Regions from separate parts of the Homo sapiens genome. Here region 2 is linked to region 1. The links are chromatin loops, found by intact Hi-C in ENCODE. Cell type or tissue: thyroid gland. All regions are shown on one strand. Each heading gives the region's core, and the rest is flanking DNA. Links, peaks and the distances in the headings are about the cores only. Region 1 overlaps LOC124901659 (a long non-coding RNA gene). Region 2 has its middle 15 kb from the start of LINC03006.

Region 1 (5,377 bases), core at 144-5,143:
CATGGTGAAAACCTGTCTCTACAAAAAAAAAAAAAAAGCCGGGTGTGGTGTTGTGTACCTATAGTTCTAGCTACTAGGGAAGCTGAGGTGAGAGGATGCCTTGAGCTGGGGACTGGGGAGGCTTAGGTTGTAGTAAGCTGAGATTGTGCCACTGTACTCTAGCCTGGACAAAAGAGCCAGACCCTGTCTCAAAAAAAAGAAAAGAAAGATGCCCAGGGCAGGGTAACTTTGGGAGCACAGAGCTCCCATGCCCTCTGTTGAACATGCTACCCTCCCAGAATCTCCTGCGTTCAACAACCCCAGAAGCTCTGCAAACCCTGTTGTTCAGGGTGTTTATGGAGGCTTTATCATGCAAGCACGATTGATAAAATCTTTGGCAGTTGGTGATTAAGTCAATCTCCAGCCCCTCTTCCTCCTGGAGTTCAGTGCATGAGGCTGAAAGTTCCAAGCCTCTAATCATGTGGTTGCTTTTTCCGGCAATCAGTCCTCCTCCTGAAAAAATCTAGGAGCTTGCAGTCACCCAGTCATCTCAACAACATCACCAAATGCATTCTTGTCATGCTGGAGATCCCAAAGTTCTTAAAGGCTCTTGTGTCAGAAACCTGGGACCAAGACCAAATATTAAAACAAAAGATGCTCCTATCACCTCTAACACTGAGGTCTTTATAAGGGCTTTAGAAGCCCTCTACCAGGAACCAGGGACAGAGACCAGATATATATTTCTTTTGTTTTCTTTTTTTGAGGCGGAATCTCCCTGTGTCATCCAGGCTGGAGTGCAGCGATGTGATCATAGCTCACTATAGCTTTGACCTCCTGAGCTCAAGCAATCCTCCTACCTCAGCCTCCCAAGTAGCTGGGACTACACGTGCATGTCACCCATGCCCAGCTCATCTTTGTAGAGATGAAATTTAGTTATGTCGCCCAGGCTGATCTCAAACTCCTGGGCTAAAGTGATCGTCTTACCTCAGCCTCTCAAGTAGCTGGGACTACAGGCACACACCACATCCAGCTCACATTTATTTTCATTTTTTTCTAGAGGTGGGGTCTCTCTATGTTGTTCAGGCTAGTTTCAAACTTTGGGTCTCAGATGTTCCTTCTGCCTTGGTCTCCCAAATTGTTGCGATTATGTGTGGCAGCCACCATGCCCAGCAATCACAAGAGTCTTTATAAAAGAAAGAGGGTAGGAGAGTCAGAATTGGAGCAGGAGATGTGGTGATGGAAGCAGAGGTCAGAGAGGGAGATTTGAAGATGCTTCACTTCTGGCTTTGAAGATGGAGTCAGGGGCCATGATCCAAGGAATGGGGGTGGCTTCTAGAAGCTGGAAAAGCCAAGGAAACACTTTAGAGCCTTCAAAAGGAATGCAGCCCTGCTGACACCTTGACTTTAGCCTTAATAAATCTAGTTTGGGCTTCTGGCCCCCAGAACTGTAAGATGGTAGATTTGTAGTGTTTTAAGCCACTAAATTTAGGAAATTGCAAACTATGTTGCAGCAGCAAGAAGAAAGGAACATGAAGCCAGGCATGGTGGCTTATGCCAGCAATCCGTAGGAATTTTAGGCAGGAGGATCACTTGAGGCCAGGAATTCAAGACCAGCCTATGCAACACAGTGAGACCTTGTGTCTACTAAAAAAAAAAAAAAAAAAAAAATTGGCCAGGCGCGGTGGCTTATGCCTGTAATCCCAGCACTTTGGAAGGCCGAGGTGGGTGGATCACCTGAGGTCAGGCGTTCAAGACCAGCCTGGCCAACATTGCAAAACCCCATTTCTACTAAAAATACAAAAACTAGCCGGGCATGGTGGCACATGCCTGTGATCCCAGCTACTTGGGAGGTTGAGGCAGGAGAATTACTTGAATCTTGGAGGTAGAAGTTGCAGTGAGCCAGGATCACACTATTGCACTTCAGCCTGGGCAAGAAGAGTGCAACTCCATCTCAAAATAAAATAAAATAAAATACTAAAAAAATTAGCCAGGCATGATGGTATGCACCTGTAGTCCCTGCTACTAGGGAGGCTGAGGTGGGAGGATCGCTTGAGCCTGGGAATTTGAGGTTGCAGTGAGCTGTGATTGTGCCACTGCACTCCAACCTTGGTAACAAGAGTGAGATCTTGTCAAAAAAATGAAGGGAGGTGGGGGGAGGGAGGGAGGACAGGGGAGGGGAGGGGAGGGAAGAAAAGAAAGAAGGAGGGAAGAAATTAGCATGGTGGGCATGGGGACAGATGGCAATGTTAAATAGTATGATCAGGAGTGGCCTCCTAAGTGAAAATTAAGCCAAGACTTGAAGGAGGGCAAGGAGCTGGCCAAGGTGCTGAGGGAAGAGGATTGTGGGCAGAAACAACTGAATAAACTGTCTGAGGTGTGTCTGAGGCTCTGGAAGGAGGCCAGTGGAGCAGAAGGAAAGAGGGAGAGAATTAGGGCAGGAGGCCAGGGAGTTGCTGGGCAGGGATCAGTACAGACTGTGTAAGCCCTGGGAGGTTATTGCTGGGCCAGATAGGAAATTGAAGAGGGTTCTGAGCAGAGAGGCGACATGATCTGTCTGCCGATTTAAAAGCATTCTCTGGCTGCTGAGTTGAGAAAGACTGTGGGAAGATTTGGGTAGAAGCATGGGGGCCAAGCTGTGGCAACATCCAGGCGGAAGATGATAGTAGTCTTGACCAGGGTCATGGTGGTGTTGAGAGATGGTCAGAGGAGAGAAGTAGGAGAGGAGGCCAGGGAGTCGGTGGGTGGGGATCTTCAGTATGTGTTGAAGACAGTCAACAGGATTTCCTGACAGACTGGATGTGGGGTGTAAGAGAAGGCAGGGGTCAAGGTTGAGTTAGATTCTTACTGAATTATGAAGTAATTTTAAAAACGACTACTGCCTTTCTCAATCCTGTCAAGTATGGGATGCTAGATTAAAGAAATCTCTTCAGGCTCAGTACAGTGGCTCATGCCTGTAGTCCCAGCTGTTTGGAAAGCAGAAATGGGAGTATCTTTTAAGGACAGGAATTCAAGACCAGCCTGGGCAACATAGCAAGACCTCCTCTCTACAAAAATATTTTTCTTTTTTTTTCTTTTTGAGATGGAGTTTTGCTCTTGTTGCCCAGGCGGGAGTGCAATGGCTCAATCTCGGCTCACCGCAACCTCCACCTCCTGGGTTCAAGCGATTCTCCTGGGTTCAAGTGATTCTCCTGCCACCTCAGCCTTCCTGAGTAGCTGGGATTACGGGCATGCACCACCACGCCTGGCTAATTTGGTATTTTTAGTAGAGACGGGGTTTCTCCATGTTGGTCAGGCTGGTCTCGAATTCCCAACCTCAGGTGATCTGCCCACCTCGGCCTCCCAAAGTGCTGGGATTACAGGCATGAGCCACCACACCCGGCCAAAAATATTTTTCAATATTTAATAAAATAAAATAAATGTAGCTACGCATGGTGATATGTACTTGTAGTCACAGCTACTCAGGAGGCTGAGGTGGGCAGATCTCTTGAGGTGTCAGGAGTTTGAGGCCAGCTTGGGCAACGTAGCAAGACCCCTCACTCTACAAAAAATTTAAAAAATAGCCAGGTATGGTGGCACTCAACGCTAGTACCAGCTACTGGGGAGCTGAGGCAGGAAAATGGCTTGAGCCCAGGAGGTCGACCCTGCAGTGAGCTACAAGTGCATAGCCACATTCCAATCTGGGTGACAGAGCAGGACCTGTCTCACAACACAAATAGAAATACAAATAAAATAATAAAATCTCAAGTCAGAGACTTTTGTCTCTGCAGCCCTTGCAACCCCAGAGCCGTGCAGTGGGGTTTGTGTCACTGGGAATGAGGAGACCCTTGCCCAGTGTTGTTGCCTGACTAATCAGTGTTTTAAAAAATATATTAATCAGGGTGGGCACAGTGGCTCATGCCTGTAATCCCGGCACTTTGGGAGAGCCAGGCGGGTGGATCACCTGAGGTCAGGAGTTCAAGACTAGCCTGGCCAACATGGCAAAACTCTGTCTCTACTAAAAAAATACAAAAATTAGCCAGGCATGGTGGCAGGCGTCTGTAATCCCAGCTACTCGGGAAGCTGAAGCAGGAGAATCACTTGAACCTGGGGGGCAGAGGTTATGGTGAGCCGCGATCACGCCACTTCACTCCAGCCTGGATGAAAGAACGAGACTCCGTCTCAAAAAAAAAAAGTATTATATCAACATGTAATTGTTTTATTATTAATATTTAATGAATAATAAAATTTTTTTTTTTCAAGACAGAGTCTCACTCTGTCACCAGGCTGGTATGCAGTGGTGCGATCTCAGCTCACTGCAACCTCCGCCTCCTGGGTTGAAACGATTCTCCTGCCTCAGCCTCCCGAGTAGCTGGATTACAGGCGTGTGCCACCACGCCCACCTAATATTTGTATTTTTAATAGAGGCGGGGTTTCACCATGTTGGCCAGGATGGTCTTGATCTCTTGACCTTGTGACCCGCCCACCTCGGCCTCCCAAAGTGCTAGGATTACAGGCATGAGCCACTGCGCCTGGCCAAATATTTTAAAAATTTTGTCTTGTATTACTTATATCAACATGTAATAGTTTTATTATTATGTAATGAATATTTTTAAAATTTTGTCTTATTTTCTAATTTTAATATAATTATTTATATAAAGAAAAAGTCTTAGAGATCTTCAATAAAGTTAAAAAATGTAAAGGGATGCTAGACCCCGAAAGATTGAGAACTTCTAGTTTAGAAATATTCAGAATAAGCCACATACAACTTGCACTTGGTCTATTTTCTTTCTTTCTTTTTTGTTTTAGTAGATGGGATCTCACCCTGTCACCCAGGCTGGAGTACAGTGGTGCAATCACAGCTCACTGCAGCCTTGAACTCCTGGGCTAAGGATCCTCCTGCCTCAGCTTCCTGAGTAGCTGGGACCGTAGGTATACATGATGACATCTGGCTAATTTTTAAATTATTTTGTAGACATGGGGTCTCACTTTGTTGGCCAGGCTGGTGTCAAACTCCTGGCCTCAAGTGACCCTTCTACCCCTGCCTTCCATCCTAGAGGTATGAGCCACCACAAGGAGCACTTGTTCAATTTTCTAAAAAAATAAAAAAATTCTAAAGTAAGGCTATGAGATGATGGCAGGAAGATAAAAGTAGAAAAACAGAAGAATAAGTTCAAATGACTTATTCACACATATTCTTTTGATAGCAATAATAACTTAGTAGATAGATTTCTTTCAAACAGAAAGCAAATAAACAATGTACAGGAACTTCAACACACACTATACAATATTTCCACGTTGCTGACATCAGTTGTGTAAATTCTTCGTGGTTTACTTGACTGTCGCTATCGGTAGTTGGCTTCTCTGATCATTTTTATCAACTTCCTCATCTGTTAACTTCTCTCCAAGGTATGTCATATCA
Region 2 (5,377 bases), core at 101-5,100, 47 kb before region 1:
CTCCAATTGGTTCTTTTTTATTTTATAAAAACTTTGTTAGAATTAGGCTTATATATTTCCTTGTTGAATTAACAGAATAATTTTATTTAACATCACTCTCTAGTGTGACTGAAAGCCTCTAATCCTTTACTATGATTTGTTTATGGGCATATTTCTTTTTACAGCTATGATAATTATTTCATTTTGTGTGGTTTCTCAAAAATACATGTGTTTCTGATCTCAGAGAGTTCCTGTACTAGAGCCCTTCAGATTTGGTGCTAATATCATGAAGTAAGAATTTGAGACAAATCTTGAGATGTTAGAGGAAAGCCGATCTAAGAACAAAGACATTAATTATTAATAAATAATTAAATTATTTATTAATTAATTAATTTCAAGTTGACATTTAAGTTGAGGTGTGGAGGTGAAGGAGACAGTTGGATAAATAAGTCTGGAAGTAAGGAGAAAGATCTGGCAATAGATATAATTTTGGATTTTGGGTTTTTTTGTTTTTTTGTTTTTTTGTTTTGTTTTTTTTGAGACGGAGTCTCGCTCTGTCACCCAGGCTGGAGTGCAGTGGTGCGATCTCGGCTCACTGCAAGTTCCGCCTCCCGGGTTCACGCCATTCTCCTGCCTCAGCCTCCCAAGTAGCTGGGACTACAGGTGCCCACCACATGCCCAGCTAATTTTTTTTTGTATTTTTAGTAGAGACAGGGTTTCACCGTGTTAGCCAAGATGGTCTCGATCTCCTGACCTCGTGATCCGCCTGCCTCAGCCTCCCAAAGTGCTGGGATTACAGGTGTGAGCCACCATGCCCAGCCTATAATTTTGGATTTTATAGTTGTGTTTTGATAGCAATTGTTGATATCACCAAAATAATTCATCAGTGAGCTCCCTGAGAGCTCCCCGACTTTTCTTTTTAAAGAAACAGGGTCCACTGGGTGCGGTGGCTCACACCTGTAATCCCAGCATTTTGGGAGGCTGAGGCAGGTGGATCACCTGAAGTGGGGGGTTCAAGACCAGCCTGACCAACATGGAGAAATCCCATCTCTACTAAAAATACTCAGTTAGCGGGGCGTGGTGGCATGCACCTGTAATCCCAGCTACTTGGGAGGCTGAGGCAGGAGAATCACTTGAACCCAGGAGGCAGAGGTTGCAGTGAGCCAAGATTGCACCATTGCACTCCAGCCTGGACAACAAGAATGAAACTCCATCTCAAAAAAAAAAAAAAACAAAGAAAAAGAAAAGAAACAAAGAAACAGGGTCTTATGTTGTCTGGGATGGACTAGAACTCCTGGGCTCAAGTTATCCTCCTGCCTCAGTCTCCTAAATAGCTGGGGCTACAGGCACATGCCACCATGCCCAGCTTTGAGCCACTCCCAACCATCAGGCTGCAAAATATTTAAATGTTACATACAGAGGTACAAGGGAGATCTATATATAAATAGCACGATATAAATTGCTTGAATCTTTCTTTTTAGAGTTTTGTTTGGATGTGGCTTCAGAGCAGGGATTAGTCAATTCATTTTTACTTTTTTTTTTGGTGGATTCTCATTCTGTCGCCCAGGCTGGAGTGCAGTGTCACGATCTTGGCTCACTGCAGCCTCTGCCTCCCAGGTTCAAGCAATTCTCTTGCCTCAGCCTTCTGAGTAGCTGGGACTACAGGTGCCTGCCACAACACCCGGCTGATTTTTTTTTTTGGTAGAGACAGGCTTTCACCATGTTGGCCAGGCTGGTCTTGAACTCCTGACCCAAGTGATCCACCTGCCTCAGCCTCCCAAAGTGTTGGGATTACAGGCATGAGCCATCGCTCCTGGCCCTTGTTTTACATTTTTAAATTACAGTTTTTATACCTATTCAAAAGTAGAGAAAATAGTACAGTGAACGCTAAAATACCCATTCCTCAATTTCTGTGATCATTAAGATTGTCCCACATTTTGTTCTTCTATTCCTTTACCTCCCTTTGCAGGAATATTGTAAAGCAAATCAGTCATCACCATCATTTTATCTGTTCAGTGTGCATCCCCGAACAGCATTAACATTTTCTTACACAGCTACTATCTCATCACATCTGACAAAATTACAATGATTTTTTGGTGTCAGCTCATCTGTAACCCTTAGTTGAGTTTCCTCACTCTTTTTTTTTTTTGGAGACAAAGTCTTGCTGTGTCACCCTAGGCTGGAGTGCAATCTCAGCTCACAGCAGCCTCTGCCCCCTGGGCTCCAACAATTCTCCTGCCTCAGCCTCCTGGGTAGCTGGGATTACAGGCGCACGCCACCATGCCCAGCTAATTTTTGTATTTTTAGTAGAGACAGGGTTTCACCATGTTGGCCAGGCTGATCTCGAACTCCTGACCTCAGGTAATCTGCCCACCTCGTCCTCCCCAAGTGCTGCGATTACAGGTGTGAGCCACCATGCCTGGCCAAGTTTCCTTACTCTTACCTGAACAGTATCTCATTTCCTCATTATCTGAAAAATTTTGCTTTAAATCTGGGTCCAAACAGTCTTCATGTGCTAACTTTGGTTGTTATGCCTCTTTTAATCAAAACTGGCCTCTGCTTACTATTTTTATTTCCCATTTCATGAATTCTTTGTGGAAAGTTATTTCTTTTAAAACAGCATGCTCATGAGGTTGAAGGGGTAAAGAACATTGATCTTGTGGTTGCAGTGTGGATGAAAATTCAGCCTGAAATATGCCTGTTTGCAGCAGCCAGTGGAGGAGGGTTATTAATTTCACAAGCAGATAGTGGCAAAAGGCTGCTTCCAAATAGTATTTGCAGGCCAGCTGCGGTGGCTCACACCTGTAATCCCAGCACTTTGGGAGGTCAAGGTGAGCAGATCGCTTGAGGTCAGGAGTTTGAGACCAGCCTGGCCAACATGGTAAAACCCCATCTCTACTGAAAAGTACAAAAATTAGCCAGGCGTGGTGGCGGGCACCTGTAATCTTAGCTACTCAGGAGGCTGAGGCAGGAGAATCACTTGAACCCAGGAGGCGGAGCTTGCAATGAACCGAGATCATGCCACTGCACTCCAGCCTGGGTGACAGAGCGAGACTCCATCTTGGAAAAAAACAAAACAAAACAACAAAAAAAAAAACAAACAAAAAAAAACAAATAGTATTCAGGTTGTGTTCTTTATCGTCTATAATTTTTTTCTCTTCTTCCTAAGAATATTGAAAAACAAAGTTTAATATTTTAAGATCTTAGAGTTATTAAGATTGTCTTAGGATCAGGACACTTAAATCTGCCAAAATCTGGTTGGTAATAATGGGTCATTTATTTTTATTATTTTTTTTTAATTTTTAAAATTTTTATTTCTCAGCCTTGAGATTCTGATATGTAAAAATGCAAGTATCTTCAAAGATAGAAAACATATACAGATATCACTAAGATGGCAGAACTCAGTATATACAATCATGGAGCAGTGCCTTATACCAGCCCTCCAGCTAACTGCAGCTGCAAGCATGACTCTCATGCTGTCTTGTACTTAGTGTTCAACTAGTGACCCAGCTTCCTCAATCATGGGGAAGGGCCATCAGCAAATGGCACTCAGGCATGGGGGCTTGAGAAAAGATCCCACACACTCAATGGCATGTTAGACATTTCATGAAAGGATTAGGTGTGTTACCCCCGGCTTTCTCCCCCAGAGTTTATCGAGACTGATAATAAAGTAAATGCATTATAAGCCACACATACAAGTTGTGGAGTCAAGGAAACAGAGTGACTTTTCTGTGTGTCCTATTTTATAGGCTTTAATTAAATTATTTGTGGCCTTGGATTGGGGGCAGGATTTGGTTATTATTATTTTTTATTATACTTTAAGTTCTGGGGTACATGTGCAGAACGTACAGGTTTGTTACACGTACCATCGTGGTTTGCTGCACCCATCAGCCTGTCATCTACATTAGGTATTTCTCCTAATGCTGTCCCTCCCCTAACCCTGCACTCCCCGAGAGGCCCTGGTGTGTGATGTTCCCCTCCATGTCCATGTGTTCTCATTGTTCAACTCCCACTTATGAGTGAGAACATGCAGTTGTTGGTTTTCTGTTCTTGTGTTAGTTTGCTGAGAATGATGGTTTCCAGCTTCATCCATGTTCCTGCAAAGGACATGAACTCATCCTTTTTCATGTCTGCATAGTATTTCATAGTGTATATGTACCACATTTTCTTTATCCAGTCTATCATTGATGGGCATTTAGGTTGGTTCCAAGTTTTTGCTATTGTGAATAGTGCCGCAATAAACATACATGTGCATGTGTCTTTATGGTAGAATGATTTATAATCCTTTGGGTATATACCCAGTAATGGGATTGCTGGGTCAAATGTTATTTCTGGTTCTAGGTCCTTGAGGAATCATTACACTGTCTTCCACAATGATTGAACTAATTTACACTCCCACCAAAAGTATAAAAGCGTTCCTATTTCTCCACATCCTCTCCAGCATCTGTTGTTTCCTGACTTTTTATTGTTTGCCATTTTAACTGACATGAGATGGTATCTCATTGTTTTTGATTTGCATTTCTCTAATGACCAGTGATGAGCATTTTTTCATGTTTGTTAGCTGCATAAATATTATATTTTAGATTATTCCTGCTTTCTCTTATGGGCATTTAGTGCATTAGTCATTTAGTGCTATAAATTTCCCTCTAAACACTGCTTTAAACGTGTCCCAGAGATTCTGATATGTTGTGTCTTTGTTCTTACTGGTTTCAAAGGACATCTTTATTTCTGCCTTAATTTCGTTATTTACCCAGTTCTCATTCAGGAGCAGGTTGTTCAGTTTCCATGTAGTGCGGTTTTGAGTGAGTTTCTTAATTTTGAGATCTAATTTAATTGCACTATGCAGTGAGAGCCTGTTTGTTATTATTTCCATTCTTTTGCATTTGCTGAGGAGTGTTTTACTTCTAATTATGTGGTCAGTTTTAGAATAAGTGTGATGTGGTGCTGAGAAGAACGTATATTCTGTGGATTTGGGGTGGAAAATTCTGTAGATGTCTTAAGTCTGCTTGGTCCAGAACTGACTTCAAGTCCTTAATATCCTTGTTAATTTTCTGTCTCATTGATCTGTCTAATAATGGGTCATTTATACTTGCCTTTGCTTTAAGCCTGCTTCAATAGTTAGTAAATATGTTTCTAGAGTTTTTCCAATTTAAAAAAATTGACCTGCACCTTGCTTTGGATTGTACTAAAATCTGATTTCAACACAAGCATAGTCTCCTGAATTGCTTTGGTTTTGTTCAGCTGAAGCCTTGGGGAGCACTGAAGCCAAGGTTCTACTGTACCAAAAATTTGAAGGCCATGCGAATGATCTGTATGCGGAAGGACTACCAGAAAACATTCCTTTCAGAAGTCCCTCGTGGTATGGAATCCCAAGGCTGGAAAACATCATTCAAGTGGG

What was found. Peaks named below come from ENCODE experiments on the same cell type or tissue, not always from the same donor. Only the 100,000 strongest peaks of a DNase experiment are listed, where the experiment ranks them.
Region 2: it touches region 1 in a loop (3-fold over the local background); 1 of 110 quality-filtered maps calls a loop at or near these places.

Annotation. Positions count from the first base shown.
Region 1 is chr7:65,830,127-65,835,503 of GRCh38, forward strand. LOC124901659 (a long non-coding RNA gene) reads left to right here. Exons shown (of 4, transcript XR_007060364.1): 4 at 4,765-4,887. Among named protein-coding and RNA genes, the nearest start is that of LINC03129, 6.9 kb to the right of the region's middle. In thyroid gland, for the core only: no CTCF peak of the experiment used is centred there; a DNase peak (open chromatin) is centred at 2,361.
Region 2 is chr7:65,782,859-65,788,235 of GRCh38, forward strand. It overlaps the pseudogene GTF2IP5. Among named protein-coding and RNA genes, the nearest start is that of LINC03006, 15 kb to the left of the region's middle. In thyroid gland, for the core only: no CTCF peak of the experiment used is centred there; no DNase peak of the experiment used is centred there.